3 separate regions of the Homo sapiens genome follow, and all the other regions are linked to region 1. A link is a contact called in ENCODE Hi-C data. All regions are on one chromosome and are shown on one strand. Each heading gives the region's core, a stretch centred on a gene start or an enhancer-like site at or near the end of the contact. The rest is flanking DNA. Distances are from core to core; before and after follow the strand shown. Region 1 holds the start of TXNDC9 (thioredoxin domain containing 9). Region 2 overlaps MGAT4A (alpha-1,3-mannosyl-glycoprotein 4-beta-N-acetylglucosaminyltransferase A). Region 3 has its middle 13 kb from the start of LINC02611.

Evidence for each region. A loop is a pair of places that touch in the nucleus more often than their neighbours do. Pooled maps may share reads with other maps.
Region 2: a pooled map shows a loop between it and region 1 (6-fold over the local background). The contact joins the enhancer-like site here to the promoter of TXNDC9 in region 1. A Hi-C loop is called at or near these places in 1 of 168 maps with a recorded cell type or tissue (chondrocyte), 2 of 37 single-sample maps with no recorded cell type and 9 of 50 pooled maps.
Region 3: a loop to region 1 is called in a map of endothelial cell of umbilical vein, with 4 times the contacts of the local background. The contact joins the enhancer-like site here to the promoter of TXNDC9 in region 1. A Hi-C loop is called at or near these places in 2 of 168 maps with a recorded cell type or tissue (endothelial cell of umbilical vein and naive thymus-derived CD4-positive, alpha-beta T cell), 2 of 37 single-sample maps with no recorded cell type and 5 of 50 pooled maps.

What each region holds. Positions count from the first base shown.
Region 1 is chr2:99,334,406-99,339,109 of GRCh38, forward strand. It overlaps TXNDC9 (thioredoxin domain containing 9), which reads right to left and starts at 1,928. Exons shown (of 5, transcript NM_005783.4): 1 at 1,834-1,928. EIF5B (eukaryotic translation initiation factor 5B) reads left to right here and starts at 2,984. Exons shown (of 24, transcript NM_015904.4): 1 at 2,984-3,184. The coding sequence starts at 3,150. RefSeq lists enhancers at 1,413-1,642, 1,696-2,236, 1,773-1,822, 2,073-2,222, 2,583-2,632 and 5 more and a silencer at 3,253-3,412.
Region 2 is chr2:98,635,598-98,640,301 of GRCh38, forward strand. It overlaps MGAT4A (alpha-1,3-mannosyl-glycoprotein 4-beta-N-acetylglucosaminyltransferase A), which reads right to left. Exons shown (of 16, transcript NM_012214.3): 11 at 4,524-4,631; 12 at 4,211-4,404; 13 at 920-998. Among named protein-coding and RNA genes, the nearest start is that of UNC50, 29 kb to the left of the region's middle. Within about 2 kb of position 2,279, at least 4 of the 41 ENCODE cell types and tissues checked have a DNase peak (open chromatin) inside an H3K27ac peak, as active enhancers do.
Region 3 is chr2:98,756,219-98,760,922 of GRCh38, forward strand. No RefSeq gene overlaps it. Among named protein-coding and RNA genes, the nearest start is that of LINC02611, 13 kb to the right of the region's middle. Within about 2 kb of position 2,018, at least 27 of the 41 ENCODE cell types and tissues checked have a DNase peak (open chromatin) inside an H3K27ac peak, as active enhancers do; they include endothelial cell of umbilical vein, where a contact is called at or near this core.

The DNA.
Region 1 (4,704 bases), core at 678-3,177:
TGCATCATTAGGTGATTTTGATATTGTTTCAAACATTATAGACTATTTACACAAACCCAGATGGTACAGCCTGCTACACACCTAGGCTATGCCATACAGCCTATTACTCCTAGGCTACAAATCTGTACAGCATGTTACTGTACTGAATACTGCAGACAACTGTAACATAATGGCATTTGTGTATCTAAACATAGAAAAGGTACGATAAATACAGTATTACAATCTCATAAAACTGAAATGTCCTTATGTGGCACATGACTATATATTTTAAAAGAAATGGAGTATTTTGTACTAGCAATTAGTACAAAATTTTACTTTTTTTTTTGAGACGGAGTCTCGCTCTGTCGCCCAGGCTGGAGTGCAGTGGCGCATCTCCGCTCACTGCTAGCTCCGCCTCCTGGGTTCACGCCATTCTCCTGCCTCAGCCTCCCGAGTAGCCGGGACTACAGGCGCCCGCCACCACGCCCGGCTAATTTCTTTTTGTATTTTTAGTACAGACGGGGTTTCACCGTGTTAGCCAGGATGGCTACGATCTCCTGACCTCGTGATCCGCCCGCCTCGGCCTCCCAAAGTGCTGAGATTACAGGCGTGAGCCAGCCGCGCCCGGCCAAAATTTTACTTCTTTTAAAAGAAATGGAGTATTTTGTACGAGAAATTTTATACCAACAATTAGAGGGCAAGTTTATGTGTATCTCAGGGTTATTACTGCAGAAATGATTTATAATTTGCCTATCAAAGCAGGAGGCTGTTGCATATCAATGAACTATGATACATTTGCAAATAATACTGAAGCACCCCAAACTTCACAACAAACTGTGAATTCATTCACTCAGCTTCTGACACAGATTCTGACCCACACAGGCCCTCTATAAACGTTGAGCTGAAGAGAAATATTCTTGCAAACTTCAATTCTGATTCCTTTTTCTTTACAGGAAAAGGATTTGAAAAGCATACTTGATTTCATCTTTGTATCTCCATAGAACACAGCAGGTACTCAATAAACATGTATTTAACGTTGAATGAACACGTGCCTGACTTCTGTTCAAATTACTACACTGTTAAGTTTCAAAAGTATTTGAGTCTAAAAAACCAAATTGTAAGCTCCTCGTGAGTGCTATAAAATTGGAAAGGTGCTGTATTTCAAACACAGCAAAGATTTCCACGCTCCCTATCGCCCAAGAAAAATGTCAGTAGGACTGTGACCCTCAGTGAGGGGGCTGGAAGGAGAAGATAATAAGATACTGAATTGAACGTTGGAAGCTGTGCTCCAGGGATAAGCACAGAGAATGCCTACCCTGGAACTTTATAGAATGAGCCCAGAATTTAATTATGGGATAACTGGAAAAAGACGAGATTAAGAAGAGCTATTCTGGGTGTAGGTGTTGGTGGTCAGAGCATTGAGAATGGGGTAAAGAGACGATGCAACCCCTCGTTAGCTTTTCATTTTTCAAACCACAGCCTCTGATTCTTCCTTTTTACAGCTCCGCTGGAAGGGTGGGACGGGACACAGCGCGTCCTCAAATTCCCTAGTCATTTCCTGGACACCCTTACAGGTATCCGCCAAAACAATCAAGGGGCCTGGTCCTTAACTGAACCCCAGGTACCTCCCCAATGGCAAGCCGGCCACTCCCTGCGCCCGGGGAAACAGAGGAAAGCACAGTCCCGGTGGCCCCAACTTCGACGCCTCCTGGTGCGCTTGCGCAAGAGCCTCTGCCAGGACACCGACACCGGTGCTGGGGCCGCGCCCCTCCTCCGCTCCGGATGTGGAGCAGCAGAATGTTCACCAGCACCCGGACGTGGTGGTCGGATTCTTCTCACTACCCTCTGCCTCACCTGAGCTCTCGGTGACGCCTGAGAAGTGAAAGAGCAGCAGTTTCAAAAGACACGTCCACTCCGGCTTTTGCCTTGCAGTAGCTGCCGGCGGCTGCAAACGGGCCGTCACATCCGCCTCCTTATTGGCTGCGAACCTCGCGCGATATCACCTTGGACGCCAGAGGAAGGGGCGGGCGGTCGGGTGGCGAACAGTTCTGCGCGTGCGCCTCCCGCCCAGCAGCCCGGAACCCAAGGTGTCCGACCCTTGCTTTCCTCCGGGTACACGGCCGAACTGGAAGGCCGCAAAGCATTGTGGGAGTTGCAGTTTCTTAGTGCGCAGGCTGTCGTGGCCGGACTTTCTCAGGAGCGTGCTTCAGTATTCACGGTCCAGTGCGCCAGACTGGAAATGAGACAGCTGTGCTCTCGCTCAGCCGTGACGCTTGAACTGCGTTTCCATTCTGTTAGTGTTGAATGAACATTTTTCTTTTTTTTGTTTTCTTTTGTTAACATTTTTCCTAAAGTCGAGGCATAAACATATACAGCACAATTAACTTTTGCATAGTTAAAACCCAAAATATCACCGGCCAGATCCAGATATAGAACATTTTCCACCACCCCTGTAGGTCCCCTCTTGACTCTTCGAAACACAGGAATTTTTAGAACTCGCCCTCGCTTTGAGGGTGAAGCTGAAGACCTATGTTAGGGAATTGATCGGCTGTGTCCTGTTCTGTTTTATTCAGTGACTGTACATAATGCATAATGCATGGATGTTACTGAGAGGTCCCTATTTTGTCCTGAATTTATCTCTCTCGCAAACCCCCAGAGGACTCTATTGGTTCGTTGTGGTTCTTTACTGAACTTCGTGCGGCTGAGAATACAAAGATATAAAGGGAAGCCCAAAGCCCACTCCTGAACCGAAGCGTGCGTTCCCCGTTGGGAGAGGGGTGAGGTGGCGAAATTGACAGCTTCATTGTCCACCTCCGGGTTCTAGAACGTGGAAAACCCGCGGGTGTCGGCTCGTGGCGGACGCTTGAGGGCAGGGGGCGCTCGGGCTGCTGCCTGGTCGGCCGGTCAACCGGAGACGCTCTACCCGAAGCGCAGCTCTCGATGAGCCGCGCCCTGCGTCCTCACGCCGAGGCGGCTGGGCGATGCGCTTGCGCACTGAGAACTCACACCATATGTGTCCTGTTCCAGTGCGCGGGTCTGTGGAGAGCCGGGTGCGAGCGGCGGCAGCACGAGGGGAAAAGAGCTGAGCGGAGACCAAAGTCAGCCGGGAGACAGTGGGTCTGTGAGAGACCGAATAGAGGGGCTGGGGCCACGAGCGCCATTGACAAGCAATGGGGAAGAAACAGAAAAACAAGAGCGAAGACAGGTAGATAGGGGTTGGGTCCGTACGGCGGCGGCCGCCGTGGCTCAGTGGAGTGTGCGGGTCTCGCCGGGCGCGGCGTCGGACCGGGGTCTGGGCTCGCGATGAGCTTCGCGGGGTACCAGGCCTGGGCCCAGAGTGTGCGGAGCGGGCCCAAGCCCCCGGGCCGGGTGGGCACGTAGGGCCTCGACGGCGGGCGGGTCCTCCCAGTCGAGCCTCGCTCCCCCGGCACCCCTTCCCCGGCCTGAGGAGCGGGGTAGTCATTTGAGGGTTCCTGGTCGCGCGGGGAGGGTCAGGCGGCTTCGCCAGCGTGGCCCAGGCCAGTGTGAGTTTTTTTCCGCGCTACTCTTGGCGAGGGTGGGGAAGTTCTTTTTATGCCTCTTATACCTGTGAGTACTTTGGGAGGGAAGGGAGCTTGAATGTGATGTACGGCCGGGTTTCTCTACTCGCGGTTTCAGGTACGTTAGAGTTATGGGGAGGTGTTTAGCAGTTCGCTGTCTCTCAACTTAATCTGATTTGGATACAGTTTTCGTTTATTTAAGGGCTGATTGTCCAGCCCTCATGCTTTTCGCTTTCCTTCTTCCGGCCTGTTTTTTTTTGTCGTTTCTTTGCTCTCTAGCCTTCCCCTAAGAAAGGAAGGGAAGAAGAAGAAACCAACCAACCGAGGTCGCTCCTTTCTAACCACCTGCAATGCTTTGGGGAGGGAGGATAAGGGTATATGCGAGTTACTTACCTAGAGATTTTTGAGACATTTCTGTGTGTCACATTCGATTGAGTTCTGTTACTCATGATGGAAAGAGTTGACTTCCTGGGAGTGAACAACATCTGTTACATTACACGTTCGTACACTACCCACCAAACTTAAATACGAGGCGGAGAGTAAGGTAAATTAAAAAAACTAGTGCTAGTTCATCAGTCTGACTCAAAACAGATATGTTGTCTTGAAGTTAAAATAAGTTTACTAATTATAAATTGGAAGCCTGGATCGTTTTCTCACCTAGCGTTTGACTAGCTTATGAGTAGAATTAAAAGACAACAAAGATAGTCTTGTATTTCAGTTTTAGGTCTATTGGAGGAAGTTAATTGGTTTGGAGAATTGAATTATTGTTAAACCAGATGAATGAGAAAATAAGGATTATGGGTGATGTAGGGGAACACAAATTTCTGTACTTTTGACAGGAATTTTTGATGTATAGGGTACTTTTTTCCTTGCTAATGTTCAGCTGTCTCTAGAAAATAGAGAACTGAGTATAATGAGCCTTTATGTATTAATTACCTGCCTTCAACCATTGTTAGCACATGACCTGCTTGGTTTCATCCCACCTACTAGAAGTGTGTGTATATATATATATATACAAATATATATACACACATATATATAAATATATATATATACAAATATATACACAAATATATATATACATTTTTTTTTTTTTTTTGAGACGGAGTTTCCCTCTTGTTGCCCAGACAACAAGAAACTTAGGGCAATGGCGCGATCTCGGCTCACTGCAACCTCCACCTCCCTG
Region 2 (4,704 bases), core at 1,029-3,528, 700 kb before region 1:
TTCCTTAGAGACCAATAAATTAAATTGTGTATTAATTAACAGGCATTAAAAACACATAGAATTTGGACTCAAAATACAAACAGCAAGTAAACACTAAAGAAAACAATGATTCAGGCCAGGCACAGTGGCTCATGCCTGTAATCTCAGCACTTTGGGAGGCCGAGGCGGGTGGATCACGAGGTCAGGAGATCAAGACCATCCTGGCCAGTGCTGAAACCCAGTCTCTACTAAAATACAAAAATTAGCTGGGCATAGTGCCACGCACCTATACTCCCAGCTACTCGGGAGGCTGAGGCAGGAGAATCACTTGAACCTGGGAGGCAGAGGTTGCAGTGAGCCAAGATCGCACCACTGCACTCCAGCCAGTGACAGAGCGAGACTCTGTCTCAAAAAAATAAAATAAAATAAAATAAAATAAAATAAAATAAAATACGATTCATTTCTTTTTCTAGTAGAAACGTTCATATTATTTGCAACCTCCACCTCCCAGGTTCAAGTGATTCTCGTGCCTCAGCCTCCCGAGTAGCTGGGATTACAGGCGCATGCCACGATTCCTGGCTAATTTTTGTATTTTTAGTAGAGATGGGGTTTTGTCATGTTGGCCAGACTGGTTTTGAACTCCTGACCTCAAATGATCCACCCATCTCAGCCTCCCAAAGTGCTGGGATTACAGACGTGAGCCACCGGGTGTGGCCTGTTACTTTCCAAGATAAAACAAAATGAAGGCTCTTTCTATGAATGGGTCAAATGCACTCGTCAAATATAAAAGTGCTTCATATTTCAAAAAAAATTAATATTATTCACCATTGAGTCCTGCAAATCATGAGAATTTTCTTTCCCCTTAAAAACAAGAAAAGCTTCAAGCTAAGTCTACTAGTATTAGTTGTTAGGGAAAGGTAAGAGGAAATAGCAGTCATACCTTAAAAGGCAAAACTTCCACAGTTGTGTTTAGCAGAATATCTCCAGGATGTTCTTGGTTGCCGCTATGGAACAAATAACTGAAAATACAAACATCAAAATAAAAACACAAGTCGGGCTAGATTTTACAAAGATTCAAGAAAATGACCTTACCTCAGAGTCAGCTTTTCTACACAAGACTCTAAGCAAGCAAAGTTGACAACGCTAGAGCTTCTAATAACTGCACAGTATGTGTTCTGAATGGTTGTAGGGAACTTAGAAACTTAAGAGCATGACTCCTAGGTGATAAGTTCATTCCTTCTGTCAGAAACAATTATGTTTGCTGCTTAACATAATAATGTACCTAGATATTTTCAAAAAGGATGAGTTTTATGTCACTGTCTATAATGCTTTAAATATTTAACCCTCTTCCCAGAAAATTATAACACCTATATAATACTGCTGTATCTTATATCAGAAAAAAACTTCACTAGGACAACCAGTAGTCATGGCATGTCCAAAGACCAGTTCTAGGCTGGGCGTGGTGGCTCACACCTGTACTCCCAGCACTTTGGGAGGCCGAGGTAGGAGGATCACTTGAGGTCAGGGGTTCAAGACCAGCCTGGGCAACACAGTGAGACCTCGTCGCTACAAAAAAATTAAAAAATTAGCCAGGCATGGTGGTATGTACCTGTAGTCCCAGCTACTCAGGAAGCTAAGGTGAGAGGATTGCTTGAGTTTAGCCTGGAAGGTCTCATCTACAGTGAGCCGTGACTGTGCCACTGCACTCCAGCCTGGGTAACACAGCAAGAACTCATCTCTAAATAATAATAATAATAATAGTAATAAATAATAATAATAAAAGAAACAAAGACTAGTTCTATCCAATACAAATAACTTTAATATTAGTAGACTAAAAGTAAATTAACCTCTTAAAATATCTGAATATCAATATTAAAAAAGCATTTGAAGAATGACTAATTATCGATATATGGTGACAGATCTAAAATACTTTCTGGGTGTGAGTATAATACTCTGTTTTTGATACTCTGAAAACAAACTAGTAAGTATGCGTATGCGTTCTCAGGGTGTGGGGAAGGGAGGAAACTAGGTCAGACATGCAAAGTATGTCTGAATCTAAACCTAACTCTAGTTCAGTTGCATGGTTAAAAGTTTAGGCTTAGGAGTCAGAAAGACCTGGGTCCAAATCCTGGGTCTCTCAGTTACTAGAATTGTCACCTTTCACGAGTTTCCTCAGCTTTCTGAGCCTGAGTTTCTTCTATAATGCAGACAGTCCCATCTACCTCAGAGGACTGCTCCAATCAGTTCAGGAGAACTGACAAAAAGTCCCCCGCACATTCAAAATGCTCAGCCAGTCACAGTATGGTTACGATACAGTTACAGCGGTGGGCCAGTAGATATGGCTGTAAAAGGTTACGTGGGAATTCTTGGGGTGATAGAAACGGTCCTTATCTTGATATACTGTGTCAAAACCACAGTCTGCAAGATGCTCCCCTTGGGCAAGTGGGGTGATGGGTACACAGGATGTCTCAGTTTTACTTCCTACAGCTGCGTGTGAATCTATACTTTCTCAAAAGTCAAAGACTAAGAAAAAGAAATTGATTGTTGAGGGAAAAAGCACACAAAATAAATGTATCAAGTCAAGTGAAACTGTCCCTGTTATCTCACCTCTATTAACAGTTTAATAGATTTTTTGCAGATTTGTTCTATGTACATAATATATGTAAAACATTGTTTTTATTTTTCAAAAAATCCTTCTATAATCTATAATTCTATACTCTCTATATAGAATGCTATATATTCTAGAATCCTATACACATATAATGCCATAATCTATAAAATGATCTATAAGGATATTCTATAAAGTTATAAAATTTGCTTTTCACCCCACTTAGTATATATCTAAGAAAGTTTTCATGTCAATACATACTAATCTACGTCAATATTTTTGATGACTGCTTACAGCATTCCACTGCGTGGCAATATCATTTTATTTAACCAAACACATACTAATGGACATCTATGCTGTTTCTAATTCTATGCTGGCTCTCTGAGTGGTAAACAATATCTCAAAGTGCAGAGTATTACTAATAGTATAAAAATGAACTTTAACAGCAAAACAAATAAATGCTCATGCAAGTGCAAAATATTATTCAAAACTATTTCTGTATGTTCTTCCAGTGGTATTCCCAATGCTTAAAACACTTTTAAAACTTGAATTCCTCTTTGGAATCAGTTTAGAGTAACAAAAGAAAATTAGTAACATTGTATCACAGCTCTAAATTGTTTCTGACCACCTCAAATAGAATTACTGAAAATGATTTCTGGTGGATTCTAAAAATCAAATTGGCCCTCCCATTGGGACACATAAAAGGAAACACCACAGAGTGGGGAACTATGTTCCTTTAAGTATGCCACTGCCAATCTGGGGAACACACCCAAACCTGAAGAAGGACTGAAGGAATCACGACTATTAAATTAAAAACAGGCCAGGCACAATGGCTCACGCCTATAATCCCAGTACTTTGGGAGGCAGACATGGGTGGATCACCTGAGGTCAGGAGTTTGAGACCAGCCTGGCCAACATGGTGAAACCCTGTCTCTACTAAAAATACAAAAAAATTAGCCAGGTGTGGTGTCAGGTACCTGTAATCCCAGCTACTTCGGAGGCTGAGGCAGGAGAATCTTTTGAACCAAGGAGGTGGAGGTTGCAATGAGCTACATTGCACCATTGCACTCCAGTCTGGGCGACAGAGCGAGACTGTCTCAAAAAAAAAAAAGGAAGAAAGTCCTAAATTTTGTAAAATGAACATAAATGCTCAAAAACATAAAATGGCTGTAAATTTCTCCCTGGTGTACCGAAAATAACCTAGCATTTGTAAAACTATTGACTAAGAATAGTCATACTCTGTCAAATTTATCATTTCAACCAAATTGCTGGGCTAATCAACTAGCTCCAGATCAATTTTCAAGGGACATACCAGGATAAAGACATAAACACTAATTTGAGATTTTCGAGAGTTCCGCAAAAAAGTATTAAAAAATTATACTAGATATACTAAGTCCAGAAATACCAATGAAGTTCACCAAACGTGTTAAATGTTGACATTACATCTGAAAACAACATACTCGTTTTATTATGGAGTTGTTTTACATGTAATTTAAAGCCCAACATTTTGGGCCCCACTGTGTCCCCACATCTGTCAGGCACACACACAAAAATCTATTATAAATCACATTACGAATAAGAGATCCAAATTGTAAGATCACATACATTTCAATAATCACCAACCTTTCTACATTGACTGGTTTATCAAATTTAAACAAGATGTAGTCTCCAGCTATCGGTGTGATAGCCCAGAAGAAATCCTCTCCCATGTAAGTTTTCTCCAGCGTATGCCCTTGGTAGACCTTCAAGGAAGTAGATACCTCCGCAGGTGGGTTTACATGGATTTTAAGAAGTAATGGTTTCATATAATCTTTATCCTGGGAGCAAAGACATATATGCTATTAAATAATACACAGCTTATTTAAGAAGAAAAACAATAATTATAACTTAAATAACAAGTTGTATGTTCATGAGAAAATAAAATTAAGTCACCAACCGTGAGTTTTTGGATTTTTCCTGATAGTGATGAGTGCAGACCAACATGTTGGAAAAGGGAAGGTCTGAAGCGAATTCGCAGATTTGCTTTCTGTCTATCACAATGTTTCTAAATATTAAAAAAAATCACGTTAGTGTTGCATCATAAAGTGAAATCTTGCCCTCACCTGGAAAATGAGAAG
Region 3 (4,704 bases), core at 768-3,267, 580 kb before region 1:
TGTAGGTCCTTTTGAATGGGATAGTAATTGTGAACAGGTTTTTAAAACTCTCAAGGAGAAATTGGGATCAACCCCAGCCCTAGGGATCCCTAATTTTGATAAGCCGCTTTTCCTTTATATGACTGAAAAACAAAGCACTGCCCTAGGTGTCTTTGTCCAGAAATTGGGAGCTATTCCCTGACCAGTGACATATTTTTCTAAACGACTAGACCATGTCACTTCAAGATGGCCTGGATACCTCAGGGCAGTTGCAGCAACTGCCTTAGTAGATGAAACAATAAACTGGCTTTAAGACAACATCTGGAGGTTTTAACCCCACACCAAGTACAAGGAGTCCTAGAAACTAAAAGACACCAGTGGATGACAGGGGGACTCATTAAAATATCAGGCTTTATTGCTAGACACTCCTGATGTAACTCTTAAAGTATGGCATACTTTAAATCTAGCTACTCACTTGCCTGAACCTACAGGCACCCTAGATCATTCTCGTATACAAGTTATGGAGCAAATTTACTCCATGGAAAATCTCGGCTCACTGCAACCTCTGCCTCTCAGGTTCAAGCAAGTCTCCTGCTTCAGCCTCCCGAGTAGCTGGGATTACAGGCATGTGCCACCATGCCCAGCTAATTTTGTATTTTTAATAGAGACTGGGTTTCACCATGTTGGTTAGGCTGGTCTTGAACTCCTGACCTCAGGTGATCCACCCACCTCGGCCTCCCAAAATGCTGGGATTACAGGTGCGAGCCACCACACCCGGCCCATCACATTCTTTAAAAAAGCAGAGAAATGAGTGACACATTCTTGAAAACTTTCCATTACGAATGGATGAAACCTAAGATTAGTTATTTAAGGTTTCTCAGATGGGAAACCTAGCTTCCTAGGGTGGCTTATTCTTGGAGACTCCAGACAGTGAATGTTTTACTAGGCTGTGTGTTCACTCCATTTGTTATTTTCTTAATTTGTTCATTTTTAAAGGCAAGTGATGCTATCAAACTTCATTCTATATGTCTATACTACTGATTTCTGTTGACTTACCCCTCACTTCCCCCTATCTTCAATGGCTAGTTACTGTTTTAACCCCATACTGGGTTGTCTCTTTTATTCATTTACTCTTGCACCCTCCTCTATCATCACTGATGAAAATTTAAGCTATATTGGCCCAAGATCAGCCTTTGAAAACATTCTTTGTGTGTTCTCTCATGCCAACATCAGGACCGTATTTTTCTGGTTGTTGAGTGATTTATGTGAGATGAGTTTAAACCTCTTGCTGAAGTTAAGATGTATCATGTAAATGACAACCTTTGATTTATCAAACTTAGTAATTAAAGTTTCCTAATGCAACAGGATGTGCTCTTCCCATAGCCATACTGAAGAGTACTTCATGTTTATTCTTTGGAAGGGTTAAGCAGTGAGACAGCCACGGGTGCTCGGATCAGACATTTTCGTTTGTGAGGGTTGGAGAATGATTTTCTCCTGTTTCTTATCATTAGCTACCTTGCGAACTCTCCTAAAGCTACTGAAATAATGGCAATGGTTTAGACGCCCTGCATCTCCAGGGCTTGTGGTTTGTGCACATCTCTCGTCTAAATAAATATAAATATTTTCTCTGTTTCTATTTTATCTTCCCCAAATTCCTGGTTCTGGTGTTGCAACTTCATAAAACCCAGAGCCCACATGGCAGTACCAGCTGCTAGCCCAGGTCAAACTTGGGGAGGGCAGCTGCTTTCCAGGTGCACCCTGTGTGATCCTGACTTCCTCCTGACAGTGCCAGGAACGCCCGTGAACTGCTTTCGTGGTTGCATGTGAAAACTTTTGCATTTCTAGAAATCTCTTCTCCAGCAGGCTGGGCTATTGGCTGCTGTGGGATTGCTAGCTGGTCTAGACCCAGCCCCTCCTTCAGGCTTTTCCCACCCGCTGCTCCTCTCCTGGCCTTGGGCCTCATGCCCGAGTCTCCAGCCGCCACCTTGCTGTTGCTTTACTGTTTCTCCGTGATGCTGTTTCTAGCTAGTTATAATTGGCAGGCAACCAGAAGCCTCATCTGCCAAGGGCGGAAGTCATGTCTGGAACAGGTTTCCCTCTTAAGACTGTGGGCTAACCCAGCATCTTGCCACTTTGTGTGGGACTTCCTCATTCTTAGTACATAACTGTGTTTGACCCTCAGGGATGACTAGTGTTTCCTGGCCTCGGTACAGTTGACTTCTCCAGAAACTATCTGGCTCACTCTCAATTTCCTGGAGCCGTATATCCTAATTACAAAAATGGGAAAATCATACCTAGAGTCCCATAGAAAGAGAAATAGAACCCCCATATGTGCCTACAATTCATCCATTCTCAATTCATTATTTTAAAAATGTAGCTGATGGTTTGGTTCTGAGACCAGACGGTACAAAAATTACCATTCACTCATAGTAGGGCCATCAACTACCATAATCTTTTGGAAAAGTAATTTAGCAATATAAGTCAGGACCACTTAAAAAACCCTTAGAGTTGCTCATTCCACTCTTAGGAACTTATCCTAAAGACGTCAACAGATGTGGACCAAAATTTGTGTGCAAGAATATTATGTAGAATTTCTGTATTGAGAAAATTTGGAGACAGCCTAGCTGTCCAAAAATAGGACTAAATAAAACATGGTACAGCAATATAGTGAAATATTATTATATAACCATTAAGTTATGTTCTTCAACAGTATTTTTAAAATAAGGAAAATTCCAACGTTTTTGAGGAGTCTTTTTAAAAACGAGAGTACAGACCAGGCACAGTGGTACACACTTACAATCCCAGCACTCTGGGAGGCCAAGGCAAGTGGATCACTTGAGGCCAGGAGCTGGAGACCAGCCTGGGCAACACAGTGAGACCCTGTCTCTACAAAAAATACAAAAAATTAACCAGGTGTGTTGGTGCACACCTGTGGTCCCAGCTACTTGGGAGGCTGAGGTGGGAGGATTGCTTGAGCCCAGGAGTTTGAGGCTGTAGTGAGCTGTGATGCCACCACTGCACTCCAGCCTGGGTGACAGAGTGAGATCCTGTCTCAAAATAAAATAGAATGTAAAAAGAGCACATGCATGAAAAGTGGAACACAACACTTTAGGTAATAATATTATCCCAATCACATAGGTGTGCTTAGTGCAAACAAAAACATTCATAGTATTTATCTCTGGTGGTAGAATTACTGGCGATTTAAAAAAAAATACATTTTTTTCTGAATATTCCAAGTGTTCTACAATGAATGTGTTACTTTCCTAATCAGAAAAACAACTGTTATTTGTTAAAAGAAATTAGACCACAAAAAAAGCAAAAACACAAAGGCCTTGCCTATTTTTTTTCCCCCTGTTTTACCACATCCTTTCTCACTGATGTAGAAAAAAAAGGAACTAATATTTATGGTGCCAAGAATGTAAATCCGTCCTGTAACTTGGAAGGTACATGTGTATCTTTCCCATTTTAAAGGTAATAAAGTCACCAAAGAAAAGGGTGGCAAAAATAAAATGTGAATGCAGGCCCATTGGCCCCAAAGGCATCTTCTTCTCACGTCTACACTGTCCCACTCGTGATAGTTTTAAGTTGCATGTTATTCTGTACCTGGCCTTTTTAATTTTATCAAAATAAACTTCCCTTTGGTAACAAAGATATTCTACTTTCTGTAAAATTTTCATTCCAGCTAACTTTTGTTAGCTAAGATTTTGTCTAAGGAGTACCAATGCTTTGAATAATCATACTAAAAATATAGCCTAATTGGTCTGAATGAAATTGAACAACTGCAATTGTTCAAACAAGCTGGATGCAGCATTTTTGCACGTGCCTAGTCATTTTGCTACAGTAGTCATTGCAAACGAGTGCCTGAGACACAAATCTCAGAGAAGTCATGGTTTTGAGGGATCAACTTGGAGAAGCTGCCATCTCCTCCGTCCCTCTGAGAACATCCTCCTAGCTGGTGGCATTAGCATTCTGCCTGCCCAGGTGAAGGCCTGGCAGGTTGTAGGAAGCCTCCCGTGGGAGCTGACCAGACCCTGAATACCCCTTCTGCATCACCCCAAATTGAATATGGTTATGCAAACAGCCTTTAACAATCCTTGTCATCTGGATCTGAGATACAACTTTAATGATTTCACATATGTCATCTTGCCACTTGCCTGCACCCATAGATCCCCTGCTGTTGTGTGACAGTGACCACTGTGCCGTGCTTGTCTGTTACCCTATGACCGAGGAGGAACTGAGAAGACATATCATTCCTCAACATTATGATAAGGAAATGGGGACCAGAGGAGTTAAGCAATTTGCCCAAGGCCATGCAGCTTGAAGTGCATGTGTCAGAGCTGCTGCCTGTTTTTGTGTTTTGTTTTGTTTTTTTTTATTGTTGTCTGTTTTTTTTTTGAGACAGAGTTTCCCTCTTGTCTCCCAGGCTGGAGTGCAATGGTGCAACCTCGGCTCACTGCAACTCTGCCTCCTGAGGTTCAAGCAGTTCTCCTGCCTCAGCCTCCCGAGTAGCTGGGATTACAGGCGCCTGCCACCACTCCTGGCTAATATTTGTATTTTTAACAGGGACAGGATTTCACCCTGTTGGGCAGGGTGGTCTCGAACTCTTGACCTCATATGATCTGCCCGCCTCGGCCTCCCAAAGTGCTGGGATTACAGGCATGAGCCACCACGCCTGGCGGCTTTTGAGCACTTACATTGTGGCTGTCTGAAATGAGATGTGTTCTA